Regions from separate parts of the Mus musculus genome. Here region 2 is linked to region 1. Evidence: chromatin loops called from intact Hi-C (ENCODE). Cell type or tissue: left cerebral cortex. All regions are shown on one strand. Region 1 holds the start of Nfat5 (nuclear factor of activated T cells 5). Region 2 overlaps Cyb5b (cytochrome b5 type B).

Region 1 (5,000 bases):
TAAGCAGAGAAAATCTGATCAACAGAAAGCATAATGGAAAAACTTTGAGTAAAGGGCAGAGAAGAGCTGAAAGGGGAAGAGGCCTTGGCCCTTCTTGACTTGTTAACTAGGGTCAGAAAGGGGATTTCCTATACCCTAAGTGTGTTTCAATCTCATAGGTTTGGAGAAAGGACTATGCTTAGTGATTCACCTCGCTTTCTCAGTACTGAGGCTCAGCCTGGTCCATTGTAATTTCCTCTTCATGTATTATGTAGTGACTAATGGAAGGGCTAGGTCACCAACCAATGTTTTACTCCAACTCAAAGCTATAGGATTTCAATTGGCCTTAGCGTGTTAGGCAATAGGAGGTTTGAATCTTCTCTTATCAAATGAGCGGGTCTCTTAGCAGCTATGAAGGGACTTCCCTTGGGACGTGTTACAACAGAGTACAGTGGCCATAGAATTTTGAGGGTAGTTTCCTGTTTTGCTCTGCTATGTGTTGGGGTGGCTCAAAAAACCTTCCTTGTGACTGATGAAAATGCTCACAGGGTTCATTAATTATCACTAAGAATTCAGTGAAGATAATCAGGCAGCCTGTATCAGATGTTCAGATGAAAGGATAGGTGGTTTCTGATAACACAAATGTAAATTCTAGGTCTGTAGGTTAAGCTTGCTAAAGGGCCCACCCCAGAGCTGCCTGCACTGGGGCCTCCCTTGCTCAGAGACTCTTCCCCAACTCCAGCATTCCAAGTCACAATAAAGTGCCCAAAATCACAGAGGCAAAACTTTGTTAGGGATTTATATGGGTACATCCGCAGGGTTTTAGGATTTGTGACCAGCTTTGTAGACACAGTAACATACATCAAGGCATCTTTAACACCTGAAAAACACTGCCCACGTGGCTGTTGGCATCAAAATCCCACACAGAATTAAAAATTATTTTCCAAGATGCGCACCCTGTGCTCAAATTGATATTTTAATAACTCGATTAAAAATTTCCCAAAAGTCTATTAAGAGTCAGGAAACAGTCTGTGGTGGAGGTGAGGATGTGTTTTTGCAACGGAAACTTTTAGCCCCCGAGAACAGAGCAGCCAAAAAAATCTCATTTACATGTTTTCCCTCCATTCTCCCTTAGCACAGTGAAAAAAATGAAAACCCGTGTGGAAGAGTATGTTTGCTTACTTCTCTCCCCCTACCCCACGCACGCGTGTGCATTACACACAAGCCATGTGGACTCACATGATCCCATTTTTAAATTGTCTTTTATTTTCCACTCCGGAGTAAATTCGACCATTCACTATCAGAGACATCATTATACATAAACTTAAACAACAACAACAACAAAAATCAAAGCCAGGCATGGTGGTACTCTTCTGTAATCCCAGCATTCGAAAAGCTGAGTCAGGAGAACTGCCCTAAAATTGAGGCCAGTCTAAATCTACACAGCGAATTGCAGGCCAGCTAGACCTACATAACAAAATCACCTGTCTAAATAAATAAATAAATGCAGTCGCCGTAAATTTGGTGTGGTGGGTAACGTGGGGGGAAAATATTTTCATTAAAAAGAATCAATAGCCGAGCATGGTGACTTCTGACCGGCAGGGGCAAGCACAGCTCTGTGAGTTTGAGGCCAGCCTGATCTACATAGTGAGCTCCAGGCCAGAGTGGGCCAACAGAAATCATCAACAACAAAAAAATCCACGAACAGGAACAACAACAACAAAATCCACAAACAAAACTTGGTAACTCGTGATGGTGGTGGTGGTGGTGAGTATGGCTTGCCCTTTCTTAATTAAAAAGTGAGTCTGATAGCCCCTTGACCAGCTCACTGCAGACACTGCTATGAAAAACCCCGAAGGGCCCGGTTGCTGTCCAAGCTGTGGAACTCCATTCCCCAGTGCTGAGCTCCAGCGAGCGGGCCTCGATCGCTGCAAGTCCCTGGAGGGCTTTTCCCCTCCTGGCTGACATCCAGGTCCCCCAGGGTCTGTGTCCTCCTAAGTACACCACGGAGCAGGGCCGGCCGCCTCAGGCTCGCCGCCACCAGGTCGAGGCAAAAAAAAAAAAAAAAAAAAAAAATCTTTTCCCTTCTCAGGGCCCCAGAAGCCAGGCCGCCTCCCTCCACCCTCCCTGCTGGCTGGCGGGGCCCTTTCCCAGCCCGGGATCAGCAGCGGCCGCAGCAGCGACGGCAGGAAGCGAAGCCCTTGTTGATGCTGTTCCGTGGCGCGCCTGTCCGCCCTCCGCCGGCCGCCAGGCTCTTCCGGGCTCCCGGACCTCCCCCCCTCCGCGCGTGCGCAGTGCCCCACGAGGGGGCGGGGCTCAGATTCCTGTCAGCGGCGCCGGCGGTGGCGGCGGCCGTCAGTGTGCGCTGAGGAGAAGCCCGAAACGGACCCGTTTGGCTCTCCCTCTTCCCCTTTCCCCGGTCCGAAGCTTCTGGTCTCTGGACTCACCGGGAGTCAGTTCTCCACTCCGCAGAGCTGTTCCCTCCACTCCGCCGCCCTTCTCATCGCTCGGCCGGGTGGGAAGTGACTGCCCTCGAGGAGGAGGAGGAGGCAGCGGCTGCCGCCCTCGCCTCACCGCCCCCGGTTCGGTGCCCGCGGATCCCGGAGAGGAGGTGCCGCCGCCACCGCCGCTCCCCCCCTCCCGCTGCCCTCGGGCCGGGCTGGGTCGAGCTGCGATGCCCTCGGACTTCATCTCATTGCTCAGCGCGGACCTAGACCTGGAATCGCCCAAGTCCCTGTACTCGCGAGGTGAGTCAGATGGGGGGGTGGGGGGGTGGGGCGTGGGGGCGGGGAGCGCGAGCGCGCGGAGTCCCGGGCTGGGGTGGGGGGGTCCCCCGTCGGGGCCGGGCTCGGGCGGGCTTGCCCCTCACGAGAGTCCTGGGCTGGCCGCGGAGGGCCAGGGGTGATCCCGGAGCTGCCGAGCGGCGCCCCCCTCCCCAGCGCGGCGCGGCGCGGCGGCGCGGCGGGGGGCTTAGGGTCCGCGCGCCCCCCAGAGTCCTCTGCGGTCCCGGAGGTTCGCAACCTGCCGGTCGGCGGGTCCGGACTCCACCACACTCGGCGGACTGCCGGCCCAGTCCTCCCCCGGCTCGGGAATCACCCCACTGGTCCCGCTGCTGGGGACACCGGGGAGGGGGGGTGGAATCGGGGCGCCGCGGCTCGTGTCCCCCGGACTCTCCTCTTTGGCAAAGTTGCCCCACGCCGGGCTGCGTGGCCCCGAGGGGCTTCGGAGCTCAGGGTCACCATTTTTTTTTTTTTCTCCCTCTGGTCTTGTTTGTGCGCGGTCGTCCTACTCCCCCCCCTTCCCCGGCCTAGTCCACTCCCTCCCCATGTCGGGACGGCCCCCCTCGGCCAGGCGTTCTTCCTTTCCTCGTCATCTTCTTGCCTGGAAAAGGCCCCAATCTTCTTTCTCTCTTTCCACCTCCGTGACATTCTAATTACTTCTCTTTTACAAAGATAGGGATGCCCTCCTTGGAGTACTTGTATTCCTCTCCCTGGAGTACCAGGCTCGGGCACAGTCCTGCCCTTTGAGAAAAATTCTCTTCTGTTGCTGTTCAAGGGCTTCGTGCAGAGAGGAGGCAATGAACAGAAAATCCCATTTAAAACTACTTTGGCTAAGGCCTGCAGGGGATTCCCAGCATCTAAAACATTAATACTTGAGGTGATCTCTGCTGGGGTTAAATTCCTACACTGGACACCACAAGAATGTGTCAGAACAGGTTCCCCTTGCAAGGGGTATCAAATCAAAAATGCCCCCATCTGTACTCATTTCTTATACCAGTGGAAGGAGGCTAAAGACAGTTCTTTTATATTTTTTTTTACAAATAAACCATGGTGAACCCTTTTCCCAAGAAATCCAGCATTTCTCCTATTTTTTTGGTTTTACAAACCCACCAGAAAATTTCACCTCTTTGGGGTAGAGAAGGACTAAGCCTGGTGTTAATGTATTTATATGAAGTGAATCAGAGGGATGTGGTTTGCCCTGGAAGGTGCTAGACTTTATAGACTACAGGCCATTGTCTGTTGCTTTGATGAATTTAGTTGGCAGTCACTATCCTGTAGGATGTTTTTCAGATATTACCTAAAGTAGCTTAGAAATATTGTAGTTTGAAGTGTCAGAAAGAAGAGAAAATATCAAGAGATGATCCTTAGAATAGGGCTAATGCACAATTGGATGCTAAAAATAGTCAAGACAGTAATACCATTTGGGCAGTAATCATTAGATAATTTTCCATGAAACAAATGCTTTATCAAAATCTAAGTTTAGCTTTAGAGACCAGTGTAGAAGCAACCCAACCTTCCTTTTGCAGACTAAACTAATATGGGCTTAGGCTCTTAAAAATACATAATAGTTATGTAAGAGATGTATGCTATCCTTGGCATTTTTTTCTCATTCAGCATAAAAAGTACTTAATGCTTTTTGTGTTTTTCAGATTCTCTGAAGTTACACCCATCACAGACTTTTCATAGAGCTGGACTATTGGAAGGTCAGCAAAGTGCCCTGTTACAGCATAGTGTGTCAGTGTGCAAAGGCTTTCTCTGAGATGGAGTTGAAGTGGGAAAGTGGGAAACTTTGCAGACTCACACAATCTAGTTTTTTTTTTTACTAAGAAGCCTGATCCTTCTTTTAGAGCAGCTAAATGTTTCAGTGGATTTCATTGCTGTGCTTGAATTGCTTGTAGGCCGTTGTATCTGCTTTGAGAGGCCTTGGGAAAATCCCTTAGGATCATTTAAAATTATGTGTTGGGTGTTCTACTTTAGTATTTCAGTTAAATTGTTCTTAAACACAAACTAAATTTGCAAAGATTCAAACGTAAAGATGACAAATTAATAAATACAGCAGTGACACCAAACACATACTTAGTTTGAAAATTCCAAACTGAAAACTTTTGGATGTTGTAAATTTCAAAATGATATATAATCTATTCAGCAATTATTGACATTATTTCTGTTTCATTATATGTAAGGATAAGAAAAGCTACATAATAGGAATGATGCTTAGGGGGGAAAAAAGGCCCCAAGACA
Region 2 (5,000 bases), 130 kb before region 1:
TCTGCCTTGCCATACTTTGATCTTTGTATTTGGCTTTAGTGATAGTCTGTGTTTGGCTAGAGATTGCTCTTTATCGTCCAGCCTAGTTCTGCAGCTTCCTCAAGCTAATGACTCTCATTCCATTTTCCAAGTCAGGTGGGCTTCAGGAGAGCTCCATTGTCACATTTTTACTGCATCGGTATGGAATTTCCATCCACAGAGAACTTGAATCATTTTTTCCCAGCTAGGATGTTAAACTGTAATTGTCCTCACATTCTCCTGTCAGCCCCCAGTCCTCTGTTCTTTCCTTAGACTTAGTAATCAGGAATGATTCCCATAAGTAGTTTGTCCTTTCGTTTCTTTACTAAAGCATAGATTTTTTGTGTCCTCTGTCAGTAGTATTTAGTACAGTAATTGAATTTAAGACCGTTTCTGTCCCTATTCTGAATTCTTGGGGGGGTTGATTGCCTGAGCTCCTTCACTAGGGGACAGTTTTCTAATAGCCGGAGTGTTTGACTTGGTTACTTTTGCTTGAGTGAGTCAGAAATAAATAGACCCACAGTTGTGTCTTCTCTCTTACTAGCTTGTGTGGTAGCTTACATGAGGTTTAAATGCATGCCGGCTGCGTGTCTCTTATCTGTAATCCCTGTACCTATTAAGCTGAGTTGGGGAGATCTTGAATTGGGAACTGCCTGAGCTACAATAAAACCCCAAAAACAAACACACAAGAAGTTTGTATGCAAAGCAGGCGCTAAGGCTCGTGGGCTCTGTGTTTTACTTAAGCTAGGTGAGGATTTTGTTTATTGTGGTGAAGAGGTTGGACCGGGACCTTTGACTTTCTAGGCAAACACTCTATGTATGAATGAACTGTATCTCTAGCTCCTGATTGTGTGATGGGTTTTGTTCAGATTTATTTTTATGTATGTCTGTGTATCTGGGCCTGAGTACAGAAGCCTGTGGAGGCTGGCCCAGTGTGGTTCTGGGAAGCAAACTGAGTGCTCCTCAAGATCAGTAAGTGCTCTCAACTGCAGAGGCAGCTCTCCAGCTTCCTGTAAGTTCTGGTGAGTTCTGGTGAGTGTTGCTGTGTTGGGTCTTGTTATGCTAAGAGTCAAACTCTGGGCTTCTGCATGTTTGAGGGACCACTGCCACTGTGCTGCACCCTAGGCCAAAGAAGAAACTTTTTTGTTGTCTAGTATTTTTAATTAGTATAGACAACTGATCTAGGTTACTGAGAATAGTCCCACACTCTTGTTTGATTGTGATTTAAAAGCAAATTTTGGCTTATGTTAACTATTGGTATGTATATTTAGCATCTCTTTTATAATAGTAAGTCTCTTTTATAATAGTAAGTAAATAATATATATATGTGTGTGTGTGTGTGTGTATTTATAGTGTGTGTAAAGCTATTTCGACCTTTTGCTTTTTCAGGGTTTAGGATTGACCCAGCTGTGCACCCTTAGCTCGTCTCCATTGTAACCATTTTGACCTGTGCAATTCAGTGGCACTCGCTTCACTTACAGTGTTGTGTAGGAAAACTTTCTGGAGTCCCTTCCTTTCTTCCCCCTTGTAGGTTCTGGTGATCAAACTCAGTTTGCCAGCAGGGACCATGACCTACTGAGCTATCTAATCAGCCCTTCGCTATACTCTTTAAATGAAAAACATTTTTAGTATCATGGTTTTTAAATGTAACTGTCACCATTTTCACCACTTTTAGGCATATAGTTTGGCATTAAGTGCATCCACATTTTTTGAGAACTGTCACCACTGTCCATCTTCAGAGCTTTCTCCTTCTAACTGAAATGCTCATCATTACGGATCAGATCCCAGTTCCTCAGCTCCCAGTCTCGGAGATCACTGTTCTGACTTCTGTCTCTCTGAATTTAATTACAGTAGGCACCCATGAAATGGAATCATATAAGTCAGTTGTGGCTCAGAATGCCTGTGATCCTAGTCCTCCGGATGCTGAGGCAGGAGGACTGATAAAAGTTTGAGGCCAGCCTGACTTCCTTGGCTATGGTTGAACTCAGGTAGTAATTCTTCCAGATGCTATTTTGAGAAGAATTGCTTTCCTTATTTTTCCTTGTCTTCCTCCTTTTTCTTCCTCCTCTTCTTTTTTCTTCTTCCTCCTCTCTTTTGGATCATTCATTGCTGGTTTATGCTAACATTTTTTTTTTTAGCTTGTTCCCTAAAACTTTGTTGACTTAGTTTGTGAGCTGCTAATATGTTTCTTACAAATCTTGGAAGATTTTCTTCTGCTTTTCCCTGTCTCCTTCCCTCCCCGTCTCCTTCCCTCCTTCCCTCCCTCCCTTCCTCCCTTCTTCCCCCATTCTGCCCCTCCCTTCCTCTTTCCTTTCTACCTTATTTCCTTCCTTCCTTCCTTCCTTCCTTCCTTCCTTCCTTCCTTCCTTCCTTCCATTTGTGTGTGTGTGTGAGTGTCTTGGCTAGGACTTTGAGTGCAGTACTGAACAGCAGTCCCTAGGACTGGTGTCTGGTTTTGTCACTGATCTAAGGAACAGTCTTTCACTTTTGAGCCTTCTAGTGTATGTTTTCTTTTTTTTTTCCTTTTTAAAAGATTTATTTACTTATTATATGTAAGTACACTGTAGCTGTCTTCAGACATCCCAGAAGAGGGCATCAGATCTCATCAGATGTTTGTGAGCCACCATGTGGTTGCTGGGATTTGAACTCAACCTTCATAAGAACAGTCTGTGCTCTTAACCTCTGAGCCATCTTTTCAATTCTTGTATGTTTTTCATAAGTGCTCTTTATTGCTGAAATTTCCCTGTCTCTAGTTTTTTGAGAGTATCAGGGTGCTGAACTTGGTCAAATGCTTTCCTCTGTCACTGAGATGACTGAGTTGTTTGTCCCTTCTTTTAATTAATGTGATCTGATACATTGATACATTTTATTTAAAAAAATTTTTTTTATGATTAAACATTCATTCAAAGTGTGAGTGTGTACACATGTGTATGTCATAACAGGTGTGGAAGTCGGTAGACAACTTTTAGGAATCTGATCTTGTTCTCTCCCTCTATCATGTGGCTCATGGGGAGTGAACTCAGGTCATTAGTCTGAGTACGTAAAGACTCAGGTCTTTCTACTGTGAGAAAAGCACTTTACTAACTGAGAATTTTCTCATCCTCACTGATCATTAAAAAAAAAACAAACAAATAAACAAACAAAAACAGAAAATAGGGCATGGTGACACACACCTTTAATCCCAGTATTTGGGAGATAAAGACAGGTATATCTCTGTGAGTCTAGGCCAGCCTGGTCTATGTAGTGAGTTCCAGGACAGCCAGGGCTATGTAGAGATACTTTGCCTCAAAAACAAAACAAATCTATCCACCCACCCACCTATCCATCCACCCACCCATCTCTCCATCATCCACCCACCCACCCATCCATTTATAGAGTCCTCTTGCTGGCATCACCCAGGAGGCAGAGGCAGGCGGATCTCTGAGTTTAAGGACAGCTGTTGCTACACAGAGAAGCCGTGTCTCAAAACAAAATAAAACAAAACAACAATGGGCTGGAGAGATGGCTCAGTGGTTAAGAGCACTGACTGCTCTTCCAGAGGTCCTGAGTTCAATTCCCAGCAACCACTTGTTGGCTTACAACCATCTGTAATGGGGTCTGATGCCTTCTTCTAACATGCAGGTATACATGCAGATAGAATAAATAAATATATATATATATTTAAAGATACAAACCTCTCTCTCTCTCAAAAAAAAAGGTTCCTTTTGTTCCTTTTTTTAAAAAAGATTTTTAATAGATATAAGTATGCTAGGTCATTTCTATCCCCCACTCTTTTCCCTCTAATTCTCCCATAGTCCCCTTTAATGTTAGATATATACATATGCATATACACGTGTTTAGGACTGACCACTTGGGATTGAGTAAGCTATCAGGAAGCTTCCCCCTGGAGAAGACCAACTCCTTTCAGCAGCCATTGATCACCTGTAGCTCTTCATCCAGGAGTGGGGGTCTTAGGAAATTTCCCCCATTCATGTTTCATTTCCAGTACTTGGGAGGCAGAAACAGGTGTGTTTCTGTGAGTTCAAGGACAGCCTGGACTACATAGTGAGTTCTAGGACAGCCAGGGCTACAAAATAGACGCCATCTTAAAATAAACAAAACAAACAAATTTCTTCCTGATTTGGGAGCATAGAAACTTGGCTTATTTTGTATTTTTAGTTAATGTAGTGGTTTGTTTTTTAAAAAAGTCCCATGCTTTGCCATGGTGGAACTGTTTTAGAAGCAAGCAGAGTAAAATGTTGTTATAGTTAGATTGTTAAAGTTTTCTTTTAAATTAAATTATTTTTGTAAATTTGATGCATTTTACACAGTTAGTGACATGCAGATTCTTTCGGTTTTTCCTTGGAGTGTGTGCATGGGGTGGCATGCGTGTGGTGTTGGGATTAAATGTAGGGTCGTGTCCTTACCACATAGGCCTCTGCCTCTGAACTCCTCTAACTGTAACCTCTCACTAGGAACAGTCGTCCCTAGTCCTCTTTTTCCCTCTTCCCAACTCGCCTGCCTTTCCTTCTCTTCCGAAGTACAAGAACAGTGAACGCTGGGTGAGTGTGCTTGCTGCAAAGCTTGCGTTCAGTTTCCAGAGTCCATGTGGTAGGAGAGAACTGACTCTTGCAAGTTGTCCTTGCAAAAATGTTCAAAAATGAAAGTTTCTATGAGAAAAGAAATACAGCAGTAGGCTGGAGAGATGGCTCAGCAGCATCTGCTATTCTTTAAGAAAACCCAAGTTTGGTTCCTAGATGGCAGCTTACAGCCATTGTAACTCTACTCCAGGGTCTGATACCTTCCTCTAGACCCCGCAGGCATGAAGCACACGCGTTATGATGCATAGACGTATGCAGGCACAGCACCCATATACATTAAAGAAAAGAAAGTACAGCAGGCAGGGCGCTGCATAGATGTGGCGGCCTCCTGAAGATTCCTACACTAACAGCGTCATTGGCTCCACTCCTGGTTTTGGCCTCTGTGGTTGTAGAAGCGTTAGA

The links. Peaks named below come from ENCODE experiments on the same cell type or tissue, not always from the same donor. Only the 100,000 strongest peaks of a DNase experiment are listed, where the experiment ranks them.
Region 2: a loop joins it to region 1, with 1.8 times the contacts of the local background. A loop is called at or near these places in 1 of 42 quality-filtered maps.

Annotation. Positions count from the first base shown.
Region 1 is chr8:107,291,173-107,296,172 of GRCm38, forward strand. Nfat5 (nuclear factor of activated T cells 5) reads left to right here and starts at 2,298. Exons shown (of 15, transcript NM_018823.2): 1 at 2,298-2,726; 2 at 4,409-4,462. The coding sequence starts at 2,654. In left cerebral cortex, CTCF peaks have their summits at 1,567, 2,167 and 2,376; DNase peaks (open chromatin) are centred at 1,676, 1,870, 2,251, 3,065 and 1 more place; H3K4me3 peaks cover 3,011 bases; H3K27ac peaks cover 2,900 bases.
Region 2 is chr8:107,158,083-107,163,082 of GRCm38, forward strand. The region is part of intron 1 of Cyb5b (cytochrome b5 type B); the gene reads left to right. Among named protein-coding and RNA genes, the nearest start is that of Cyb5b, 9.9 kb to the left of the region's middle. In left cerebral cortex, a CTCF peak has its summit at 2,622 (motif pointing right); no DNase peak of the experiment used is centred here.